3 separate regions of the Homo sapiens genome follow, and all the other regions are linked to region 2. A link is a contact called in ENCODE Hi-C data. All regions are on one chromosome and are shown on one strand. The core of a region is the stretch at or near the end of the contact, and the rest is flanking DNA. Distances in the headings are between cores, read along the strand shown.

Region 1 (2,707 bases), core at 123-2,622, 710 kb before region 2:
GATTTAGTTCTAGAAAGTCAGCATGAATCAGCCGTAAGTTCCTTGCCTCCAGACCCTATTGTCCTGCCTCACAGCTATGTAGTACAGAGTCTGTCACAGGCTACCCAGAAATGTACACAGAGACTGTTAACAGGCTACAGAACAGATTGGGAAAGGGCTCTGGGGTTGTGACCCTCACCAAGCACAGGCATCTTGCATCTCTGACATGTTAATGGTGGATGCCAGCACTCTCACTACTGCCTCGGAAGCTTACCTTGCTGTTAGGGATGGGTTCTCGATCTCTACACTTGCTATACTCCTACAGGTGACCTGGGAGTGTAGCTTTCTGTGCCTTTTTTGACTCATGGCTTCCAGCGGGTACACATGATTAGTTAAACAAGTGTTCAGCATTTCAGCGGCAGCCATTAGACTCTTAACTCAGGTGGGGAATTCTCCAAATACGGAAGGGGATTCAAATGGGGGGCATAATAAATGTATATAAATGTCCATTAAAGGCAAGTTGAGTTGGAAGTGATGACAATATATTTGAGTAGAAACATCTAGCAGGTAGTTGGAAATGTGGCACTCGTGTTCCCCAGAGAGCTAGTTACAGATTTGGGAAGTTGAGTTGTGATTGCTTTTAAAATCAGGAGTCTAGAGAGAATCTAACTCAAAATTTTCATCCACATATGCAGAATCTCAATCTGAGAGTTGTTCATTCCTATAGATGTGCTGGCCACACCAACCCCCAACATCTATTATGAAAATTAGGAAATTCACACTCTATTATGGAAAATAGGAAAAATATATAGATAATACATGCAAAACAAGTGGGAGGAGAGAACTACGGATCGTGGAGAGCCTATTGCATATTATTATTTTACAAATATTTAAGTGCCAACTATGTGTCAGGCACTATGCTAAGGTGATTTAATGTTGAGCAAAACCCGACATGTCCCTGCATTTGAGGAACTGAAAGGTCTGAGGGAGGGCCTAAGGAGCTTGGGCCTTAGCTGGTTACAAAGCCATATATTATGCCATATATATTAATGAGCAGCAACGCCTCCCGCAGTATTTACAGCCCACGCGTGGCAGTCCTGTCCACCCTGTCCCCGTTCGGTCCAGCCCGAGGCGGTGGCCTAGATGCTTGATGGGCACTGTCAGCCTGATCTTTGGTGGTCTTCCCGCTGTCTGTTCTCAGCTGCTGATTCCAGGTCCCAGGAGTCGACTTTGGCTTGAGGAAGGCAGGCGCCTTAGGTGGGGCAGTTGACACTCGCGCAGCGCCTTGCTCACCTGAGTGTGTGGCGGCGCGCGGGTTTGGGCGGGGAGGGGGCCGGGCCTCGGGAAGGAGGCGCGCCGCGCAGTTTGACCCCGGCGGCGTTCCGTACCGTCGCGGATTTCGGCGGCGGAAACATGGCGGTCGCGGCCGGGCCGGTAACGGAGAAAGTTTACGCCGACACTGGCCTGTATTAGCGCGTATGGCCTCGGGCCCTCGTTCCCCAAGGCGTGCCGCCTCCCTGTTCTCAGTCGCAGGCTGAAGCCTTGTCTGCTCTCCTCCTTTTTGGTTTGGTTTTGGAACTGACTCCGAGGGTTGGGAGAGCGCGTTGGTGGCGACGGCCGAGTCAGGTAGGGAGAAATGGGTGGACGGCAGGGCGGCGAGATCTAGGCATAGACACTGCCAGGGCTCCGCGTGGTCCGGACCCCAAGCTCCGCCCAGTCGGCCTCCCAGGGCCGGGGTAGGATACCTGCCTCTGGAGGAGTTGACAGTGGTGGTTGGAGATTGGAGGGTGTGGGAGCGCCTCTCCGTATTTCGCAAGGGTTCCCCCTCAACTGGGCGCCACGTTGTGGTCGCGTTCTCCGAGGCAGAGGATGGTGGAGAACAGCCAAGCTCCTTGTCGGACCTCCCACATCTCGCTAGAAGGAGGCCGAAAGGGAGAGAAATTGCTGTTGCTGCTCTAGTGCTGAGGAGTTTGATATTCTAGATGACATTTTCCTCGTATGAGATGGCTCAAAGAGTTATCAGTAATTCAGAACTGAAGCACTGAAATTCCCTGTTTTTTCAGTGTAGTTCTTTCAGCCTTGACACTTCTAGATGGGACAGAGTTTCTGAGTGAAAGATAATGCAAGTGATACGGTATGCCTCAAGCCATTCCCTAGAGGTAGGACATGGAGAGAGAATTGGTTTGGAAGAATTTGGGTGAATTAAGTAAAGACTGGTGGAAAGCTGAAATAGAAACCAAACATTCATGGACTCTCCCTTAGTTCTACTAGTTATTAGTTGTGGGATATAGCTAAGTTCTGTATTCTCTTTAGGCATTAGTAAGTGTCCAATGGTGACTATTGTTGTTAAATGTAGTTATTTCTTTATTAGTCTTTATTTTTCAACAAGTATTTATTGAATACCTTCTTGATGCCGGATTTTTGCTAGTCACTGGGTGTACAGTATTGAAGACAAACCCTCAGAGACCTTTTGATCTAGTGGGAAATGCAGACATGAAATAAGTGATGGTATGTAACAGAGAAAGTATGGGGGTCATGTAATGGGGAGGGGGCAGGGATAATCTCTTAAGAAAATGATTTATCTGAGACCTGAAGAGTTGGAATAAGCCAGGTGTGAGCACTGGGGTGGGGCCAGGAGGAGGAAAAGGAGTGTACCTGGCAAGGGAATAGCATTTGTGCAGTTTGTAATTGAAAGGTCAGTAAGGTTGGAAAATAAAGTGTGAGAGGA
Region 2 (2,808 bases), core at 76-2,575:
AAACTATAAGCCTTAAATCGTTAAGTGTAATGTAATCTGAGGAGAGAGAGTGAGTTGACTACTATCCATAAATACCTCTACATCTCCTTTAGTCGAGGGTTTAATATTAACAATACATTCTCTGTAGGCTTTTCCGGTTTCTTACAGGAAGAGAAAAATAATTTTGTAGCGAACAACAATTACGAAATTTATTTGATTTGCTGGGAAATCCCAGCGTGCCTATGGGTTGCCAATCCTATTATCCCCCAGTAAAGGAGTAGGGAAGGTAGATTTTGTACCACAGCAACCACCCCCGCTATTTCTAGCCATTCTTCCTTTTTTTCTCTGGCTTTCCTGTGAAATTACCAACTTCCTACCTGGCTTGCTGCTAATTGTTCAGACCCACAAATGGGGGCATGGTGATGGCTGTTGTTTCCTCTACTGACATTACAATAATGTATGAGACTCTCAGGGTTAACTGTGTATTTGAGATTTCACTAAGCATGATTGCATTAACATAGATTTCCTCTCCAGTCATGACACAAATTTTTAAAAAGTTTTTCAGGTTCAATATTTCATTACTACTGTTCCCTCTGCATCTACCCTTCCTACCATTTACTATGTGTCTATTCCATGACAGGTGCGGAGCTAAGAACTCTACATGTATAATGTCATGTAATTCCCCACGCCTCTCCAGCGTAGGTACTCTGATGACATCCATTTGTCACATGAGTATTCTGAGGCTGGGAGAACCTTCAGTGACTTGCCCAATTTGTCACAGAGCTGGTAAGAGGCAGAGCAGGGCCCCAACCCAAGTCTGTCTCTGGACTCATGAGCACTAGGAGATCTTGCGCATTACTCTGTGATCTTCCTCTTTTGGTCTTCACATTTTATACTGTGATACCTTAGATAGTTTTCCCTCTTTTTATTCTTGAGCCCCAGATCCAATTTACCATCTTTCTTTTTGACCCCTTCAAGAGAACAGCTACAAATAAATTATTTAATTTAATCAGCATTTATTAAACATCAGCTGTGTGTGGAGTATTGACGGGCACTGGAACTACCAAGATTTGTTTATTTTTCTGTCTACAAAACATTTGAGATAACTGACAAAGTACGTAAAATAAGAAAGGGATAAAAATAAGTTGCAAGACCTTTAAGACATAGTGACTTTCCTCCTGGGATCTTTCTAGAAGAATCCCACTTGAGAGTGGTTCTTCATGTTCTTGTTTTGTCTCCTTGACCTGCTCTGTGGGACATAATGAGTGTTCATCTGCACTTTTCGTGTCAGGCTTCCCTCAAGGACTCTGTCCTCACCCTGAGTCTGGGATGAAAGCCACCCTGATTTGTGACTGTAATAACCAGCTTCTCCTAAAAAGTTGGTGGTGTTAGGGATATCTTCACATGGATTGTCTTGTTTCCATGTGAAATAGTGTCTTAGAGCCCTGAGAAGTAGCTGTCATGTGGAAACGGAGTCATGCTTGCCTGCATTCTGTGTGTCTCCTCCAAACCTCACTACTTCCTTGAATTGCCCACAGGATTCGCATTCCTGTCTGACTGCGGGTTCCTTCTTCCTGTTTCGATTCTTTTTTCATGGGCTTTTTGCACCACTACCCGCCTTCCTGTCTCAGTATTTTTGTTGCTGGCTCATCCTTCTTGTCTTCTCAGATGTCAGCCTCCTATCCGTGGCCTGTGGGCTACTTGGCGGACCCTCTAGAAATGTACCTCGACAGTTGTTCATGTCTTTTAACAATTTCTTTTATATTGTTGAGCAGATGGAACAATTATTTAAGTCTATTTTCATTCCTCATACCCCACAAATCTACACAAGTGTTTAGTGACATAAGTGTAAATATTATTGAAACATCAAAATATCTTGCTGTCTGCATCCAGTTGCTAGTTCACAGCATTCAGGTGACAGTGGCTGTATTTGTAGAGCCTGAGGAAAATGACATAAGATGTTTTCTTTGACAGTGGTTGTCTTACGTATTTGGATATACCCATTGTGTAAATATGCGTTGAACGAAGGAGCTGTGTCATCCACATCTAACAGAGGTGAAAACAAAAGTCTACCATAAGGTCTGTCTGCCTTTAGCCAAATGGGAAGTGATGTTTCTGCACATTGTCACAAGTGCGTAGCCAACCATAACCTCTTCTTGAGCAACTTAAGCTGGCACAGGAAATCTGAGACATGACTAAATGACGTGTCAGGAAAGAAGAATTTCTGAAATGTTGTTTAAACAAAAACTGGCAGATATGTAACATTTCTCTATCAATGCAAGAAATCATCCTACATGAAAAAGGAAGCTCAAAATTTTGTTTATGTAAAAACTTTTTTAAATTACTTGAGTTTTGTTAACATTTATCCTTTTACATAGGGTTGCTAAAGTTAGCGAATAAATTATAGGATACCCAGTTAAAATTTAATTTCAGGTAAACAACAAATAGATTTTTAGTATAAGTAGGTCCCATGAAATGTTTATGACATATATATACTAAAAACTCATTCATTATTTAATCTAAAATTTATATTTAGCTTGGCATCCTATATTTTGTCTGGCAACCCTCCTTTTAAGAAAATCTAATAATCCATATTTACCTGATAGGTAAATTAGAATACTGATTCTTTTTTGAATGAAAATAATGTATTTTTTTAAATTTTTCTAACTTTAGTTCCTCTAATAGAAATTAATTTAGATAACTAAGGAACCATAGGAATTTAAAAGCTGACCTATCAGAAATAACTTCAGCTATATTACATTAAAAATGAAGAGATGGAATCTGAAATAGGAAAGTAAGATTTATACCCATTATTCAGCCAAAATCTGT
Region 3 (2,700 bases), core at 167-2,666, 990 kb after region 2:
ATTTTGAACCTTTACTTCTATTTTTGTTTTCACATTATCCCCTTTTCACTAAATTAGGACGGTTCTACTCATATTCATAGCCTGCTTTCACTGAAATTAGAGGCAGAGAAACAAGGACATATTGTTAAAAATGAATAAATTAGAGCCGAATTAAGCCATCCAGCTCAACAACAGCAAAGGGAATATAGCAGTTGGTTAGAACAAACAATTTTCTTAAATAGGAAATGTACTTTAAAGCCATCCTGCTGTGATCCTGTTAATTACCAAAGATTAGAACTCTTCTGGTTCATGGGATCCTTTCACCTAGTGTGTGGCAGTTCCAGCTGCATTAGCAATCAGACATTTGCACTGTCCCTTCAGACCAGCGAGGGGATGTTATTAAAGGGAAGTCATTTACCCCAGTCCGTAAGATGTAGCCTGGCAGAAATTCAATAACTGTTTGTGATATGCTCATTCTGCTACTCTGCTTAGTGGTTTAGCTCTTAACATACAACAGCATTTGCCTTAATTTGCATCCACTGGATGAGACAAAATAAAAATGCCCCATTTGGTGGGTTGATTTCAAAACAGAGAATAATGTGTGATCTGCTTTTCACTACAAATAATGTGAAGAAAAAGGAAAATTGCACCCCATCACCCGTGACTCTCCTCTCCTCTCTGTCTCCTCTCTGTCTTCTCTCTTCCCCATCTCCTTCTCTCTCCCTCTCCTCCTCTCTTCTCCCCCACTGTTCCCTTCTCTTCTGTCTCCCTCCTTTTTCTCCTCCCCCCAACACTGCTTTTTCTCTCCCACTCACATCCTCTAATGGGCATTCAAGCTAGTAAAATGCATGTTGGAGAATCTCACAAACACAGCTAGGCACACACAGAGCCAGCTGGGTTTTGCATGTGAATTTCTTCTCAAAAGTGCAATAAAAGAAAAATGCTCTTAGAATTCAGACAAGAAGAAGACATCAAAGGAGGATTTAGGTGTAAAAACATGATCATCGAAGAGACAAGAAATAGAACGTATTTTAAAATATATGTGTATTTTAAACTTACCTTGAAAAGCAGTTTCAGTGCTAGCCCACCTCCGATGTCCTTGCGTGCTGGATTCCTCAGTTCCTTGGTTGAGATAATCACATGGTTGTGTTCTTGCCCGGTATAAATAGGTGCATTTGTGTGTCTGTGTAACAAAGTGTACAAAATATATACTATAGATATGCACACATGCACGCAATCTTATCTCTCTATTTTAAAATATAAAGGAAGGCAGGAGGCTGCAGCCGGGATTCCTTCTTTTTCCTGGAACTCTTTTTCTCAGTCGGCAGGCTGAGGCTCTCAATCCAGTGAAGAGAGATCCTGTGAGCTGGCTTTATTTTTCCTTGTTTCCATGGTGGTTAGTGGTGCATCGTTCACCCGATCAGTTGTCACACTGACATGGTGCTGCCTGCTCAGCGGTCATTAATAACTGAACACCCTCCACTCCCCAGAGAGGAGCCAATCGCTTCAGACAGCCAAGATGTAGCACTCGCAGCTGCTCCAGTCTGGTTGGCTGAAACAAACTGTCTGTTCTATGACACTGCTGCTTAGGATACAAATAAATGAAACAGGCTTGCATGTTTTCCTAGGTATCATTTTCCTTCTTTTTTTTCCTTTCTGAGGGAATGTTGGGAATTTTTGACAAGTTTTCTCAATTTTAGGTTATCAGTCATTCAGAGAAATATGTTTTCAGTCTGCAAATAGAGAGGACACACTACTGATAAGGATTTCCTAAATATTAAAAACACCTGGTAGAGACTCAAACCTCCAACTCCGTCTCTGAAGTTCAGCAATGACTGCATTATTTAAGAAGAGAAGCTTGCAACTGTTTTGAGTGGCATTTGGTTCTCTATAGATCCTACTTAATTTAGCATATGTGCTTGGTGTTCAATAACACTTTTTTTTTTTTTTTTTTAGCAATGACATTTCTTGTCTGGATTGACCAGATTTTTAAAATAAAGCATATATTTGCCTCTCTGTAATTCACAACATTGGCATTTGAGGGGGTACTTTTTAAAAATATGTATTTCTAATTATACTCACTGACTTCTCTTTATATGATGTAATAAATCTAGGAGCTACATATGAATGGGTACATGTGTAGGTGTGTTTGTGTATCTGTGAGTGTGTGTGTGTATTTAGGATGTATTTTTTACCACTCTGGGGAAATATTTCGATTGTAATAAGTTAAATTATTTAAAAGACTATCTTTATTCTTAGGCCTATTAACTCTGAAAGGATATTTCCCAGGAAAATATACTATATAAGCCATACATGTAAAACATTTTTATTAATTACCAGAAATTTGGAAAACACAGAAACACATAGCAGTGCATATTTCTGAAAGAACATACATGAAAAATCAAAAAGCAGTTTTAAAAATGCATGTTTTACAACCTTAATTAGTATACTAGAGAAACATCTTGTTGAGGAGAATGGAACATGAGGATTAATATATCAACAGGTCAAAAGCAGGCTAGTCATGACTCCAACCCCAGTTTTGAGAGACTACCCTCTAGTGGAGTAAAGAGAAATGGCACTTATTAGATTTACTTAGGAAAAAAAAAACAAAACCTTCACATCTAATTGCTCCTTAAGTGCTTATTGACATGACATAGAACAATAGTTTGCAGTTATTATAATAATAATAATACCAGGAAAAATTTTAAACAGTAGGCTTGT

What was found. Hi-C counts contacts between places; a loop is a spot of excess contacts on that map. Pooled maps may share reads with other maps.
Region 1: a loop to region 2 is called in a pooled map, with 5 times the contacts of the local background. The contact joins the promoter of TMEM168 here to the enhancer-like site in region 2. A Hi-C loop is called at or near these places in 3 of 37 single-sample maps with no recorded cell type and 3 of 50 pooled maps.
Region 3: a map with no recorded cell type shows a loop between it and region 2 (3-fold over the local background). The contact joins the promoter of LRRN3 here to the enhancer-like site in region 2. A Hi-C loop is called at or near these places in 4 of 37 single-sample maps with no recorded cell type and 5 of 50 pooled maps.

What each region holds. Positions count from the first base shown.
Region 1 is chr7:112,789,058-112,791,764 of GRCh38, reverse strand. TMEM168 (transmembrane protein 168) reads left to right here and starts at 1,372. Exons shown (of 5, transcript NM_022484.6): 1 at 1,372-1,605. RefSeq lists an enhancer at 984-1,113.
Region 2 is chr7:112,079,911-112,082,718 of GRCh38, reverse strand. The region is part of intron 1 of DOCK4 (dedicator of cytokinesis 4); the gene reads left to right. Among named protein-coding and RNA genes, the nearest start is that of DOCK4, 130 kb to the left of the region's middle. RefSeq lists an enhancer at 2,155-2,204. Within about 2 kb of position 1,325, at least 14 of the 41 ENCODE cell types and tissues checked have a DNase peak (open chromatin) inside an H3K27ac peak, as active enhancers do.
Region 3 is chr7:111,089,843-111,092,542 of GRCh38, reverse strand. It overlaps LRRN3 (leucine rich repeat neuronal 3), which reads right to left and starts at 1,416. Exons shown (of 3, transcript NM_001099658.2): 1 at 1,039-1,416. The region is part of intron 3 of IMMP2L (inner mitochondrial membrane peptidase subunit 2); the gene reads left to right.